Regions from separate parts of the Homo sapiens genome. Here region 2 is linked to region 1. Evidence: chromatin loops called from intact Hi-C (ENCODE). Cell type or tissue: GM12878. All regions are shown on one strand. Each heading gives the region's core, and the rest is flanking DNA. Links, peaks and the distances in the headings are about the cores only.

Evidence for each region. Peaks named below come from ENCODE experiments on the same cell type or tissue, not always from the same donor. Only the 100,000 strongest peaks of a DNase experiment are listed, where the experiment ranks them.
Region 2: it touches region 1 in a loop (6-fold over the local background); 2 of 110 quality-filtered maps call a loop at or near these places.

The regions. Positions count from the first base shown.
Region 1 is chr13:95,399,981-95,408,065 of GRCh38, forward strand. LOC124903193 (a long non-coding RNA gene) reads right to left here and starts at 5,108. Exons shown (of 2, transcript XR_007063839.1): 1 at 4,345-5,108. In GM12878, for the core only: a CTCF peak has its summit at 4,494 (motif pointing left); a DNase peak (open chromatin) is centred at 4,451; H3K4me3 peaks cover 1,141 bases; H3K27ac peaks cover 666 bases.
Region 2 is chr13:94,985,350-94,993,434 of GRCh38, forward strand. No RefSeq gene overlaps it. Among named protein-coding and RNA genes, the nearest start is that of LINC00557, 29 kb to the left of the region's middle. In GM12878, for the core only: a CTCF peak has its summit at 3,504; no DNase peak of the experiment used is centred there.

The DNA.
Region 1 (8,085 bases), core at 1,732-6,731:
CTCACTTTGTCACTCAGGCTGGAGTGCAGTGGCACGATCTCAGCTGACTGCAAACTCCACCTCCTGGATTCAAGCAATTCTTATGCCTCAGCCTCCAGAGTAGCTAGGATTACAGGCGCCTGCCACCACACCCGGCTAATTTTTGTATTTTTAGTAGAGATGGGGTTTCACCATGTTGGCCACGCTGGTCTTGAACTTCTGACCTCAAGTGATCCACCTGCCTCCGTCTCCCAAAGTGCTGGGATTATAGGTGTGAGCCACCGCACCTGGCCTGAACCAAGTCTTTAAGAGGGAGAATTCTGGGTGTGTTGGACTGGAAAGGAAAGGAAGTAGTTCTGGGCTTTTCCTTGGTGATCTTGGGGAGCCCACCCCTACCCTGGCAAGGGCCTTGGCATCCAGCTTCAGGTAGACCTCAGACCACAGGGGATACAGCATGGAGTTCCCTGTGTCCACCTGTGCCCTGACCTCTGGGTAATTCTCAGACAAAACCCACAGTACTTTAGGGGCCAAGGGCAAGCTTCCCCTTCACCCTCTGAAGGCTCATGGAAAAGTCAACTGACAAAAAGCAGGTTAAGAACAGAGAAGGCATACAAATTCATTAATATGCATGGGAGTCGTAAGACCTCAGATACATGGCTGGATGGCTGATGCTTCTTTTTTAAAAGTTTTTTTTTTAATTTAATAGCTATTTTTTTAGAGATGGAGTCTCACTCCATCACCCAGGCTGAAGTGCAGTGGTGCGATCATAGCTCACTGGATCTTTGAACTCCTGTGCTCAAGCGATCCTCCCACCTCAGCCTCTTGAATAGCTGGGACCACAGGTGCACACCATCACATCTGGCTAATTTTTTGTTTGTTTGTTTGTTTCTGAGACAGGGTCTCACTCTGTCACCCAGGCTGGAGTGCAGTGGCTTGACCATGGCTCATTGCAGCCTCAACCTCCGGGCTCAAGAAATCCTCCCACTTCAGCCTCCCAAGTAGCTGGGACTACAGGCATGCACCAGCACACTGGGCTAATTTTTATATTTTTAGTAGAGATGGGGTTTTGTCATGTTGCATATATATATACATATATATGTGTATATATGTGTGATATATATATGTATACATATATACATATATATATGTATATATGTATACATATATATATATATATATTTTTTTTTTTTTTTGTAGAGACGGAGTCTTACTTTGTTGCCCAGGCTGGTCTCAAACTCCTGGCTTCAAGCAATCCTCCCACCTTGGCCTTCCAAAGTGCTGGGATTATGGTCCCACCTTGCCCAGCCTGGTTGATGCTTTTCTGTAACCATCTTGAGGTTTCAGAAAAAACGAGGGCTTGGAGCAAGACCAGACAGGTTATGGGAAGGAGAGAAGAGGGGGCTTGGCTTACAAAGGTCATCTTGTTATGTAGATGAAATCTCACAGGTAGCAGCTCTCAGAGAGAAGAGATGGTGAATGTTCTTTTCAGATGTTTAAAGGTGTCGGACTCTCAGTTCATCTTTCCCAGATTGGACAATGGAAGGCCTCAGGGAAAGCCTGGTTGCACCCGTGTGGATTTTCTCTACAGGTGCAAATCTCCCCAACAAAGGGTAGCTTTGCAGCTTTTCCTTTATTTCCAGACCTTCTGAATAGCCATGTTGTACCATGTCAAGGAAATCTATTTTGGGGTGAAATATTTCAGTTTCCTTCAGTAATTTTGGAGGTGATGTTGAGTTGTAGGAGGGGGAGATAAGATTATTATTTTTCCTACATAAACTACTGTCATTGAGTACCATTTTTCTATTGCCTCTACCACACAGAGAAGAATGTATCAAGCACTCTAGTAGGCACTGCAGTATTTACAACTGAGAAAATAAGCAACTGGAAATATAAAAATTGTTACCTAGGGACGGGCAGGTGGCTCATGCCTGTAATCCCAGCACTTTGGGAGGCCAAGGCGGGTGGATCACTTCAGGTCAGGAGTTTGAGGCCAGTCTGGCCAACATGGTGAAACACTGTCTCTACTAAAAATGCAAAAATTAGCTGGGTGTGGAGGTGCATGCTTGTAATCCCAGATACTCGGGAGGCTGAGGCAGGAGAATCACTTGAACCCAGGAGATGAAGTTTGCAGTGAGCCGAGGTCACGGCACTACACTCCAGCCTGAGCAACAGAGCAAGACTCTGTCTCAAAAAACAAAACAAATTAAAATACAATAATAAATGAATAAAAATTGTTACCTATTTATTTTGGAGGAAACATATCTTGCCTAAACCCTAGCTTTCATTCAAAATGAATGATATATCAGAATGTCAGCCAAATTATAGCTAAGATTCATTTTCCCTATGAGTCTCTGTTTTGTTATGATTACAGCCTACAGCACCACTCAATTGTTAATGGTAACTGAAAAAATATATATATAATCCTCTGCTTCCCAGGTTCACGCCATCCTCCCACCTCAGCCTCCCAAGTAGCTGGGATTACAAGCATGGACCACCACGCCCACCTAATTTTTGTACTTGTGTTAGAGGCAGGGTTTCACCATGTTGGCCAGCTGGTCTCAAACTCCTGACCTCAAATAATCTGCCCGCCTCAGCCCCGCAAAGTGCCGGGATTACGGGCATGAGCCACTGCGCCTGGCCACTGAAAATATTTTAAAAATAATTTCGAAATGTAAAAATGATCTATAAATGATCCATTATGTGAAGCTAATTGCTTCTTTGCTTTTATATACATTCAAAAAAAGAAGCCAGTGTCATTGTGGATTAGACTCATGAACTTCCCCCCCACCCGCTTTTTCTCCTCCTTTTCACCAAAAAATTAGTCATTAGACTGATAACTGACAACAGAATGATGCCAAGTTGGTCAACTGCTGTCAAGCAACTCTCAATCTTCTTTTTCTTTTTTTGTTTGAGATGAAGTTTTGCTCTTGTCACCCAGGCTGGAGTGCAATGGCATGATCTTGGCTCACTGCAACCTCTGCCTCCTAGTTTCAAGGGATTCTCCTGCCTCAGCCTCCTGAGTAGCTGGGACTACAGGTGTGTGACACCACACCCGGCTAATTTTTGTATTTTTAATAGAGATTGGGTTTCACCGTGTTGGCCAGGCTGGTCTCAAACTCCTGACCTCAGGTGATCTGCCCGCTTGGCCTCCTAAAGGGCTGGGATTACAGGCGTGAGCCACTGCACCCGGCCTCAATTTTCTTTAATAAAAGATTAATTGGTGTCAGGTTGCTTAGGGAGAGGGGAGCAAAAACTCAGTCTTCAGCAACTGTGGGCTGTTTCTGGTGAATTAGTACCTCCTCCTGGCAATACTTTATCCAGCAGTGTTGCTGACAAATGGAAGTTGCTGGGGTGGGTGGAAGAGAAGGAGTAAACAGGGGGTCAGTTTTAGTGGCTTTATGTACCTGCTGTGGATAAATCAGTTCAGTGGATTTTTCATTTCCTTTTTCCACAAAGTGAGAAATAGTAGAGAGAATTAAGCTAAAAGACCGTTTGTAAATACAAAGTCACTGCATCTTCCCCCTCCACCAACATGATATATTCTCGAGTTTCTATTGTGTTCTAGGCCCTTAGATGAGTACTATGTGCTTAGTGTGTGCCTGTCCTCAGCAGGGTAATTCCACTTGCATCAGCCCCTCCTCGCATTGCTATAAAGAAATGCCTGAGACTGGGTCACTTATAAAGAAAAGAGGCTCAATTGGCTCCTGGTTCTGCAGGCTGTGCAGGAAGCATTATACTGGGATCTGCTTCCGGGGAGGCTCCAGGAAGCTTCCAATCATGTTGGAAGGTGAAGGGAGAGCAGGCGCCTTACATGGCCAAAGCAGGAGCAAAAGGAGAGAGTGGAGATGCCACACACTTTTAAACAACCAGGTCTCAGGAGAACTCACGATCGCCAGGACAGCACCAAGGGGATGGCGCCAAACCATTCATGAGAGACCCACCCCTCCTCCCGCGATCCATCCAATCACCTCCCACCAGGCCCCACCTCCAACGCTGGGGATTACAATTCGACAGGAGATTTGGGCGGGGTCGCACATCCAAACCGTATCCCCACTTGTTTCCCACCAAATGGTCTGCCCTTAGCCAGTCCCTCTGACTTTCTCAGTAAGAAAGTGCGAACTGAGGTGCCTGAGTGGCAGAGCTGGGATTGGAAAGCAACGTAGTGGATCCCAGAGTCAACATTCCGTTTTTGCGGGGTGGGGGTTGGAGGAGTTGGGAGGTCTTACTATATTGCCCAGGCTGGTCTCGAATTCCCATAGGCTCAAGCGATCCTCCCGAGTGCGGAGATTACAGGTGTGCGCCACGGCGCCCGGCTCCAAAGTCAACGTTCTTAACGTCTGCCTTACACTGTCTCCATGTTCTTACCTTTCATCCATTTTCTCTGGCTCATCATCTTGTCCATTTCCCTTCTCAGGGTCACCACCTCCCTCAGACGTTTCTGGGACAGATCCAAGCCAGCAGAGCAGCTGCTCGCTCCAGAGCCGTGGTGTCTTCCTGGTGCATCAGCGCCACCGCGTGGCAAAACAGGGCAACTGTAGGAATCGACTTTCCATCTATTTGGAGCTCATCAGTGCTTTTCTTTTAGGTGACAACAGAGTTGTCCGGCAGGTTTTTCCTTTCTTTTCTTCAAGTAGGGTAACATTAGTTCACATCTGCTCAAAATAATTTATGTTCGTATTCTAACAGACTCATATGGCAGGAACAAGAAGTGCACATGCCAAAAGAAAGGCAGAGGACTGCAGGAGCAAGACGGGTTGCAAGGGGCGTGATGACTAGCACAATCCTGGCCCCTCTTCTTCCAGCATTATAAAGACACAGTAGAATAATAGTGCATGAGTTATTGTGACAGTAGCACTTTTCAAAAATATATAGCATTGTGGAAACAGACGCCTCCAAATATATATTCCTCACTGCAATAAATGTCTATGTAAGAGTAATATCTAAATCTGGTTACGTATGTGCTAGCCCTTACTTGCACATCTGATAGTGTTCCACGATTCCTTTGCAGAAGCTGTGGCTGACTTTCCCACCTGGGGTGATTTCAGGACAATATTAAGGTGCTTTGTTCTCCCTGTAAGGAAGCAAGTTGGATAATGTACACAAAACTAAAAGCATATGTTCAGTATAGTTAATAAGTAAATTGGTGATCTGTAAGCCATATTAAGATAAATGGAATAAACAGTATAATGGAACAGACAGCAATGTTCCTCAAAGATAGAAAATCACTCTGCACCTTATAAGCTGACAGCTGTGTCATGTCATGCCTAAGTCAACCACACATTGGTGAGACCCAGTGTGGTCCCATTCTGGCCCCATATGCACTCTGCCCAAGAAAAGGGAGATAAGCCCAGTGCTGCTCAGTGGGCTGACCAGCCAGCTGCAGCGGTGGGCACGTGTGCGTGCTCTGTGTCTTCTGGTGGAGGAGGGGATGTGTCGGCTCCAGGTGCGGCCATTTCTTGGGTCCCTCTACTGGAACTTCCATGCTGGTCCTTACATCCGTGCTACCATGAGGCTGATATAGCTGAGAAAGGGATAAGACATGTAAACTTTGCGTGATCTGGATCCAGACAGTGTGCTCCTTCTGTCCCACTTGCATCCTATCCTAAGCTTGTTAACCTTTTGGACTGTGTGTCTTTCTGCTCCGCGACCCTGGGATGGCTCGCCTTGGTGGTGCTCTGGGAGCTACTGGTGCATCTAGGTAATTTTCTACACAAGTACAGGTAAGGGTTAAGCTGTTTGGGTGTCAGAAATTCTATGTAGGAGGGTCATAGGGAAAACAGTTTATTTGGAAAAAGAGGCTGGAAGGCTGGTCTTGAGGCTGTATTTTCTTTTTTCTTTTTCTTTTATATTTTCTTAGAGATGGGGAGTTTCACGCTGGTCACCTAGGCTGGAGTGCAATGGTACGATCTCGGCTCACTGTAGCCTTTGCATCCTGGGGTTCAAGCGATTCTTGTGCCTCAGCCTCCCAAATAGCTGGAATTACAGGCATGCGCCACCATGTCCAGCTAATTTTTTGTAGTTTTTAGTAGAGATGGAGTTTCACCATGTTGGCCAGGCTGGTCTCGAACTCCTGACCTCAAGTGATCTGCCCACGTCAGCCTCCCAAAGTGGTGGGATTACAGTCATGAACCACCGTGCCTGGCCTGAACCTGCATTTTCTTAGTGTATTAGTCAGCTCTGGCTGCCCTAACAAAAAGCCACAGACCCAGTGGCTTAAACAAAAGGAATTTATTTTCTTACAGTTATGGAGACTGAAAGTCCAAGGTCAAGGTGCTGGCAGGGTTGGGGTCTGGGTTCTCTCTTTGGATTGCAGACGGCTGCCTCCTTGCCATGCCTCATGGCCTCTCCTTAGTGTGTGTGGATGGAGAGAGGAAGAGGAACCAAGCTCGCTGGTGTCTCTTATAAGGGCACTGATTCCATCATGCAAACTCCACCCTCATGATCTCATCTAGGCTTCATCACCTCCCAGAGGCATCACAATGGGGTAGAGAGAGCTTCACCATAATGACTTTTAGGGGGACATAATTCAGTCCACAGCATTTAGCAAACACATTTTTTATTTAGAGTGACGGAGGTGGGAGGGGGCAGCTCTGAATTAGCCTTCACTGAACTGAAAAACATTTATTCCTGGGAAACGCAACATGCCAAGTGAAATCCACACTAACCTGCAGGTGGTAGCGGATCCCTGCCTGAGAGCAGCTTGGGGTTGGGGGCGAGGAGGGAAGGGAGTGGGCAGGGGGTGCTGATGATGGTGGACTCATCAAAGAGGGGAGGAAAAGGGAGAAGAGAACACAGTCATCCTTAGGTTGCGAACCAGGGCAAAGACAAACTTCTGCCTAAATCACAACTCTGACTCATGGAGGTCCTGCTAAGCATCTGGCAAATTTTATAAAGAAAAATGTTCTGGGCCTCCCAACTACAGGTTTAAAAATCTACATTTTCTCTAAGGCTAGTAAAATATGTGTTTCTCATCTCAAAGAGACGTGGACATTACTTCCGCCATTGCTTCTACACATCACCTTCCCCACATCCATCAGAGGGTGTGTACGAAGCACTCACCCTGGACCCCAAGGCTTGCCTGCGACAGAGCTCGCTCCATCTGCAGAGTCCGTTAAACAGATTTTGCGGCAAATTCAAGTTGATCCACAGCAGTTATAAATCCAGCACTCCAGGCCGGGCACGGTAGCTCACACCTGTAATCCCAGCACTTGGGGAGGCCGAGGTGGGCAGATCACTTGAGGTCAGGAGTTCAAGACCAGCCGGGCCAATATGGCGAAACCCCATCTCTACTAAAAATACAAAAATTAGCCAGGCATGGTGGTACATGCCTATAATCCCAGCTACTTGGGAGGCTGAGGCATGAGAATTGCTTGAACCTGGGAGGCAGAGGTTGCAGTGAGGCTGAGATCACACCACTGCACTCCAGCCTGGGTGACAGAGTGAAACTGTTTCTCAGTAATAATAATAATAATATAAAAAAACAAATTCAGCACTACTCAGTTCAGTCATCAGCCCAGGAGGAGTCCAGGACAACGGAAAGCTAGAACAAAGGGAGCAGTACTGAACCCCTTCCAAGCCCTGGAAAAACTGCACGCACAGACCAGGGCACCAGGTGATACTTGGTACACAGGTAGGTGACTCCTATTTATCAGATGGGAGGCTGACTGCTCTGTGCTCATTGGCTTCCTGGTGGCATCTCTGATTTACTAGCCAGGCTGCGCATGGTGGCTCACACCTTTAATCCCAGCACTTTGGGAGGCCGAGGCGGGTGGATCACCTGAAGTCAGGAGTTCAAGACCAGCCTGGCCAATATGGTGAAACCCCATCTCTACTAAAAATACAAAAATTAGCCAGGTGTGTAATCCCAACTACTCGGGAGGCTGAGGCAGGAGAATTGCTTGAACCCAGGAGACAGAGGTTGCAGTGAGCAGAGATCGCATCAGTGCACTCCAGCCTGGGTGACAGAGTGAGACTGTCTCAAAAAAAACAAAAACAAAAAAAAAAGCCAGGCATGGTGGCAGGCACGTGTAGTCCCAGCTACTCGGGAGGCTGAGGTGGGAGGATTGCTTGAACCTGGGAGGCAGAGGTTGCAGTGAGCCAAGATCA
Region 2 (8,085 bases), core at 1,239-6,238, 420 kb before region 1:
ATGCGAAGATTTTTAAATGTGGTATATATGCACAATGGAATATTATTCAGCTTCAAAAAAGGAGAGTCTGCCATTTGCCACCACATGGATGGATCTGGAGGACATTATGTTAAGTGAAATAAATCAGACACAGAAAGAAAAATATTGCATTATCTCACTTATATGTGGAATATATATATTTTTTAAAGCACTCAAATGCACAGAGAGAGAGAGAGTTGTTATCATGAGAGGGGTGTCAGGTAGGGACAGGAAGGAAATGAGAGATCTAGTTTAAAGGATACAAAATAGCAGATATGTAAGATAAACAAGTTTAGAAGCCTAATGTACCACATCAGCACTAAAGTTAATACAGTTATATTGTATTATATTTCTAACACTAACGTTTTTGCTTTTGAAGCATTATTTACCCTGGATCTTAAATTTCTATAAGTTGTGATTATGCTATTAAGATTGGATTTGTTCTTATATAGAGATTACCCTTATTCTCTAATAACACTATTCAATAAATATCAAATAGAAACTACTGTTTAAAAAAATAAACAAAAAGCTCAGATGAAGCAGAAAGTATAACCTGGCAAGATGAAGCCAGGTTATACAATTATATTGTGTTAGGGATTTTTGTTAAATAAGTATATTTTAACATCATGTTCTAAACCTCAAATATATACAATATTTGTTAAAAAATTAAAAATAAAAAGATAGGGCTGGGCATGGTGGCTCACACCTGTAATCCTAGCACTTTGGGAGGCCAAGATGGGTGGATAACCTGAGGTCAGGGGTTCGAGACCAGCCTGGCCAACGTGGTAAAACCCTGTCTCTACTAAAACTACAAAAATTAGCTGGACATGGTGGTGGGGGCCTGTAATCCCAGCTACCTGGGAGGCTGAGGCAGGAGAATCACTTGAACCCGGGAGGCAGAGGTTGCAGTGAGCCGAGATGGGGCACTGCACTCCAGCCTGGGTGAGAGAGTGAGACCCTGTCGCAAATAAATAAATAAATAAAAATTTTAAAAAGATAGAATAGGAAGTAATAGTAATAATGCATGCTAATTACCTACACCTTTTAATTAATGGAGTTGTTTATCAGGCTTCCAATATCCAGGCAGGAGTCTCTTCTATTCTTTTTGGAGGCGTACTATCTTGCAAATTTAGTGTTAAGTGTGGAATGAACCCAGTGATCTCCACGTAATTCATAGGAGCCCTCCTAAGCCTAAAGATTCAGTTTAATTGAAGATGTTAATAAGATGTATATTTTGCCAGTGTCGGGCTCTGTCACCCAGACAGGAGGGCTGGAGTGCAGTGGTGTGATCACAGCTCACTGCAGCCTCAATCTCCTGGGCTCCAGCAATCCTCTCACCTTAGCCTCCCAAAACAAACAGCTGGGACTACAGGTGCATGCACTACATCCAGCTTTTTTTTTTTTATTTTTATTTTTTTTAGAGACAGGGTCTTGCTATGTTGTTCAGGCTGGTCTCAAACTCCTAGCCTCAAGCAATCTGCCCGCCTCAGCCTCCCAAAGTGCTGAGATTATAAGCAAGAGCCACCACACCTGGCCAACCTGGTCTTTGATGTTGCTTGATCTTTTCACAGAACTTGCTGTCTTGACTTTGGCCGTTTTCAACGGTGTGACATGGAATGAATTAAAACTATCTTGGGTGAATGTGCAGGAAACAAGTCAGATCTTTCTAAACACTTACTTCTATAAATACAGGAATTAAATTGTTTTCCTCCTGAAGAGGTCTACTGAAAGAGGCTCAATTTAATTCAGATTATTTCTATTCAAATCAATATAAAATAACTTTTGGCCGGGCGCAGTGGCTTATGCCTGTAATCTCAGCACTCTGGGAGGCCAAGGCAGGTAGATGTGCTGAGAGAGGGCAGTCCTCTCCTGTATGAATGATTGAGTCCCAGAAACTTTGAATGGAGGCTTGCCAAGAGATTCCGCACTGTAACTCTGTCCATTCCGCACTGTAACTCTGTCCTCAAATGCCCACCAGGTAGAGGGTGTGGCCTGGAAAAACGTTTGCACATAATCATTTTCCATTCAGTCATCATAATAAGTACAGTTCCCACAGTTGGTTGATTAGGGTTGTTTGGGCCACTGCAAAAGGGTTCTGCTTCTGCCTGAAAATGATCCCTAAGCTTCCTTTCTGGTCTTCCCCTTCTGTCCTGATCATGAAGCAAGCTAGCAGTCCTGGAACACTTTATGAGTTTCCTAAGGGTACTGTAACAATTGATCATGAATCTGATGGCTTGAAACAACGGAAATTTATTCTCTCACATTTCTGGCCAACATGGCGAAACCCCATCTCTGCTAAAATACAAAATTAGCCAGGTGTGGTGGTGCATGCCTGTAATCGCAGCTACTTGGGAAGCTGAGACAGGAGAATTGCTTGAACCTGGGAGGTGGAGGTTGCAGCAAGCCGAGATCGCGCCATAGCACTCCAGCCTGGGCAACAAGGGTGAAACTCTGTCTCAAATAAATAAATAAATAAATAACTTTTTAGGTACATACTATTTTTCAGGTGTTTGAGGAATGAATGGATTCATTAAAAGCCTAGATGGCCAAATCAGGCACTTCAGTTTAGTAGATCATAGAATCCCAGACTTTAAAAGCTGGAAGGAACAGTAAACAGCTAACTAGATCTGTGATTTATAGGTGAGTAAGCAGAGGCCATAGTTAAGCAATGACACATGTTAAAAGTCAACAGCTAGTAAGTCAGCTTGAACCAAAATCTCAGGCCCACACCAAGTCCAGGGATCTTTCCATAGGTCAGTCCTCCTTTTATATCTTGAGTAAAATCTGTCTTGTGTGAAGTCACCCTTCTAACTGTGTTTTAAACTCTCTGCTAATAGGGCCATGATTAACAATGACATATCCACTCAATGGAGTATTACGCAGCCATTAAAGATAATATTTATGAAGCTTGTGTAATAACATAGAAGAGTGGCCAGGGAGTAACAATACGGGAAGAAGCAGGAAATAAAGCTGCATGTATAGCTTAATGGCAATGCTATTAAAAGCCTTTACATAGAAACAAAAAGTGGAAAAAAATTAGAAAGTTATTTGCACTTATATTTGAATGGTGAGGCTAGCAAAAATTGTTTCCCCTATTCCTACTCTCCAATATTTTAAAACCTTTAGAGATATACACACTTTTAAGGTGGAAAAGTGAAAACAACTCTTCTGCCATATTCAAAGATAGTTAAGCCAAAGCCCTTTTGCTGTGGGTCTGAAGATGTTTCTAGAGCAGAATAAACACTCAAAACCAGAGACAAGCAAACCATCCACTGGAGGAGTTGGAGTGAGGGCACGAGTGGTGCTCTCCTGAGCTTTCTTTTGCAGGGAGACTGGGAGGGTATGAAGTAGTCGGGTCATTGGAGGCAGGAGGGCTTTCTCCACCCAGTGTTCAGTCTGAGCCATGGAAAAGAAGAGTGATTAAAAGGCACAACAGAGAGAAGCTCTCCCTAACACCAACCAACAAAGATCCTCTCCCAGCACCAGGGAGCAGACTTGAGCAACAAGCTCACTTGTGCGTGCACAGTACAAGAAGGCTCCTGACCCTAAGAAATGAAAGAGCCTAATTAAAATGGGGAAACCCTATGCTTCACTGCACCACTCAGCTACTCATTTAAATCACTATTATGAAATATGTATGAACTCTATTTCTCTGCAAATGCTGATCTAGAACACCTTTCCTGGATCACCCCTTTCAGTAAATACAGCATATTCCCACTAGAATCTACCTTAACAACTATGTTGAGGCATAAATGAAATAAACTGCACATATTTAAAATATGCATTTTGAAACATGCATTTTGAAGTTTTGATTTGTTTATACACCCATGAAACCACAGCCACTATTAAGATACCAACATTTTCGTCATTCCAAGTTTCCTTGTGCCCTTTCCCTTCAACTCTGTCTAAACCCTTCCACCACCCCCAGGCAACCATTCATCTGCTTTCTGTCACTATAGATTCTTTTTCATTTTCTAAATATGTATACAAGTGGAATTACATAGTATGTATTCTATGTCTGGTTTCTTTAACTCAGAATAATGGCTTTGATATTCATTCAAGTTGTTAAGGGTATCAGTTGGTGGTTTCTTCTGATTGATCATCAGCATTCCGTTGATCAGTATTCCATTGATCCATTAATTAATGATCTATAATATTTTGAAGGTATTACAAATTAAGCTGCTGTAACAATTCATTACAAGTCTTTGTGTGGACAAATGTTTTTATTTATCTTGGGTAAATAGCTAGGAGTGGAATAGCTGAGTTCCATACCTGTTAGGTGTATGTTTAACTTTTTAACTAAATACCAAACTGTTTTCCATTTTACATAGGCACAGCAGTGGTTGAGAGTTCCGGTTGCTCCACATCCCTGCCATCACTGGGTATATTCAGTCTTTAGCCACTCTGGGGGGGTACCTATGGATATTTTATTGTGGATCACACTTCTACATCCCATCCCAGTCTCTCTATAACAGAAAGCCCAGAGGAAGCCTTCTAGCACCCCCACTCCAACTTCTTGAGTGGACGGTTTGCTCTTCTCTGTGTTTGAGTGTTCATTCCGCTGCAGACACATCTTTAGACCCACCACAAAAGGGCTCTGCTTCTGCCTGAAAATGATCCCTAAGCTTCCTTTCTGGGCTTCCTCTTCTGTCTTGATCATGAAGCACGCTAGCAGTCATGGAACACTTTGAGTTTCCTAAGGCTGCTGTAACAATTGATCATGAATCTGATGGCTTGAAACAATGGAAATGTATTCTCTCACATTTCTGGATTTCAAAAGTATGAGATCAAGGGGTCAGTAGGGTTGGTTCCTTCTGGAGGAGAATCTGCCATGCCTTTTCTAGATTCTGGTGTTCCATGGCTTGTGGATACATCACTCCAATCTTGCCTCTGTCTTCTCAGAGGCTTCTTCTGTGTGTCTGTGTCAAATCTCTCTCTGCCTCTCTTATAAGGACACTTATAAGAGTCATTGGATTTAGGGTCTACCATATAATCCAGGATTACCTCGTTTTCTCAAGATCTTTAATCACATCTGCAAAGACCCTTTTTCCAGATAAGGTAACATTCACAGATTCCAGGAATTTGACACGGATATCTTTTGGAGGGTCATTTTCAACCTACTACGCTTGCTAAGAACTAGGTATGATGCTAGACATGGTAGTTGACTATCTGATTTCCTCATAAAAACCCTGTGTCATTATTCCTATTTTTCATGTAATCCAGGCTTAAAGAAATATCCTTTCAAAGTCTAGTGCCAGTTGGGGGTGAAATCAGTAATCAAACCCAGTTTTTCCAGCTTCCTATGGTGCTGTTTGCTTCTCTGTCACTGAGATTTTTAAACTTCCAGAATGCAGAAAATTCCACATGAAACATGTTTATTGAGTGGATTCATAGCATTAGAGCTATCAGTTTTGCTTCATTATTGGAAGCTCTAAAGTGGTCTTTGGGTCAGTGATTGTTAATTAACACTGGTTTTTATCAGATCACTTAGAGAGCTTTAAAAAAAATGCTCAGTTCACTCCTTGCCAATATTTTGGGGGTCTCAGATTTTTACAAAACTCCTCAAGTAAACCTTTTGTGCAGCCAGGATTGGGAAACTCTGGGATTCTCTACTCAACCTGTGGTTTCCATGCTGCCGACCATTTCCCTCAGACGTCCCTGGAAGTACTCTGAGGTAGGTTAATTCCATTCAATGATCAGAAATGACCTTCAATATCTTCCATTGTCAAAGCCCAACCCCTGTTCTAGACCTACCCACCAAGTCTCTGGAAATTGCAAGATGTCTGATTTAGATTCTATCAGCCCATTTGTTCATCAAGTTAAATTCTATAGGTCTGAAGAAATGAATGAGATTATTTTATGGTGCTGCCCAGTCTCTGGTTCTTTTTGTCAGTCACCATCCAGGTGCTTCCTGAAGAAATCGATCTTCCAGACCCTTATCTGTGGAAAGTAACATCTCAAAAATACATCACCAAAAACTTCACACACAGAGACATAGTGAAGGACATTGTTTCCATCAAAGGGATATGCAGTCAATTGTAATTTTTCTTTTTTATATTAAGCAGAGCATATTGTTTCCTTCCTTTGCATAATTAGAAGTGGCTGAATGGATTTCATCTGATTTTCTTTCTCTAAAAATTGCCTAAGTATTAAAAGCAAACATGGAAAGATTTATCCCCAAAGTAAATATTTGGGAGACAGTTATGGCACCTTAATCTTTGTTCCCTTGAATGCAATAATTAAGGAATTTAGATACCTATGTTCATATACTTCAATGTTCACTTAAAATATCTTAGTGTTCTGTGTTTTTCAGCACATTCTAACAAGCCATGTGCTATTGAATATGTCTATGATGTTTCCTTTTTTTTTCAATTTTTGTGGGTACATAGTAGGTGAATATATTTATGGGGTACATTAGATGTTTTGATAGAGGCATGTAATGAGTAAATAATCACATCATGATAAATGGGGTATAGATCCCCACAAGTATTCATCTTTTGTGTTATAATCCAATTATACTTTCTCTTATTTTTAAATGTACAATTAAATTATTGACTATAATCACCCTGTTGTGCTATCAAATCTATTGTGTTTCTTTGTATTTGATGTTTCATTATGATTTCTCTTACCTGACTCATTTGGTTGAGAAATTCCCAGTTTTCAGGTCTTTCTGTGAAAAGTGTATTATGTACAATGTTTATTGTTTTGCTTTCTTGTATTATATTAGAGTCTGTTTGCACATTTTCCATAGAGAACTAGGAGCTACTCAAAGCTGTTCTTGGAATTCAATTTTTATCTGTGCGATCTACACTCTTTAAGAAAACATAGGAAGAGATATTTGGCCCGACTGCCAAGTAATCTCTAAGACGCTTCCCAAAGTCTCTTTCTCAGAATACTCAACTAAAAGTAATAAGTTGTAATCAAATCAAATGCCTGAGTTTTGGGTCCTGCCAAATGGAAGAAAGGGTTTTGGGGAGTGTCCCTCTGCAGAATAAAAAGCCCCGAGTTTAAGAATGTGTCCTGGATTAATTCTGTTCTTGACCTCACAGCAAAATGAGCTGAGTTGTCTCATGTGGCATCATACAACCTTATTCCCTCACGCAGCTCCAAAAAATGTGAGTGGGTTTCCGAGAACAATAGCTCCCTGGGGGAGCTATTATCCGAAAGAATTGTGCAACTTCTATTTTCCACAAAGGACTCAGCAGGGAAATTTTTAAAATTTCTCCTCTAGATGTGCTGAGAGAGGGCAGTCCTCTCCTGTCTGAATGATTGAGTCCCAGAAACTTTGAATGGAGGCTTGCCAGGAGATTCCGCACTGTAACTCTGTCCTCAAATGCCCACCAGGTAGAGGGTGTGGCCTGGAAAAAAGTCTGCACATATTCATTTTCCATTCAGTCATCATAGTAAGTGCAGTTCCCACAGTCGGTTGACTGGGGTTGTTTGTTGTTTGGGCCATTGCAGAACTGACTGAAATGCCAGGCACTTGACCTGATCTGGTTGTTATGAAGTCCAAATGCAAGGGAAAGCCACTGACATTTTAGAGACCAGTGATTCAGGCCATATTTATCACTGATTCAGATGTCTATGAAGGATTCCGAGTGACCATTAGGACACCAGACTTTCTAATGCCCAGAAGTTGCTGATCAACCGGGAATATTAGTACAGTTACAGCCTTAATTGATCACAAACTATGGATATTTTTTCCACTTTATTTGACTTTTGAGAGTGTCAGCCAACAGCTATTGACACCCATTTTGGTGAAATACATTGCTTCCAGGGAGCAATGACTATTTGAAAAATGTGGTCTTTGCCCTAGGGGATTTCACAGCCTCCATGAGGGAAACGTTATTGGCTCACTGGCGGTGTTCAAATAAAGAAGAAAATGTAAGGCAGGAAGATCTTCCTTTGGGGGTCCCAAAAGGAAGCAATTGGAGAGCAAGCCTCCGTGTTCCCAGCCTCCAGAAAGCCATCAGTTGGATGTCATGGATGGATGGAGGGATCAGAGACACACAGAGTTTCAAAGCAGGAGGTAGGATTATGGCATATGGAAAGTACTATCTACATGTT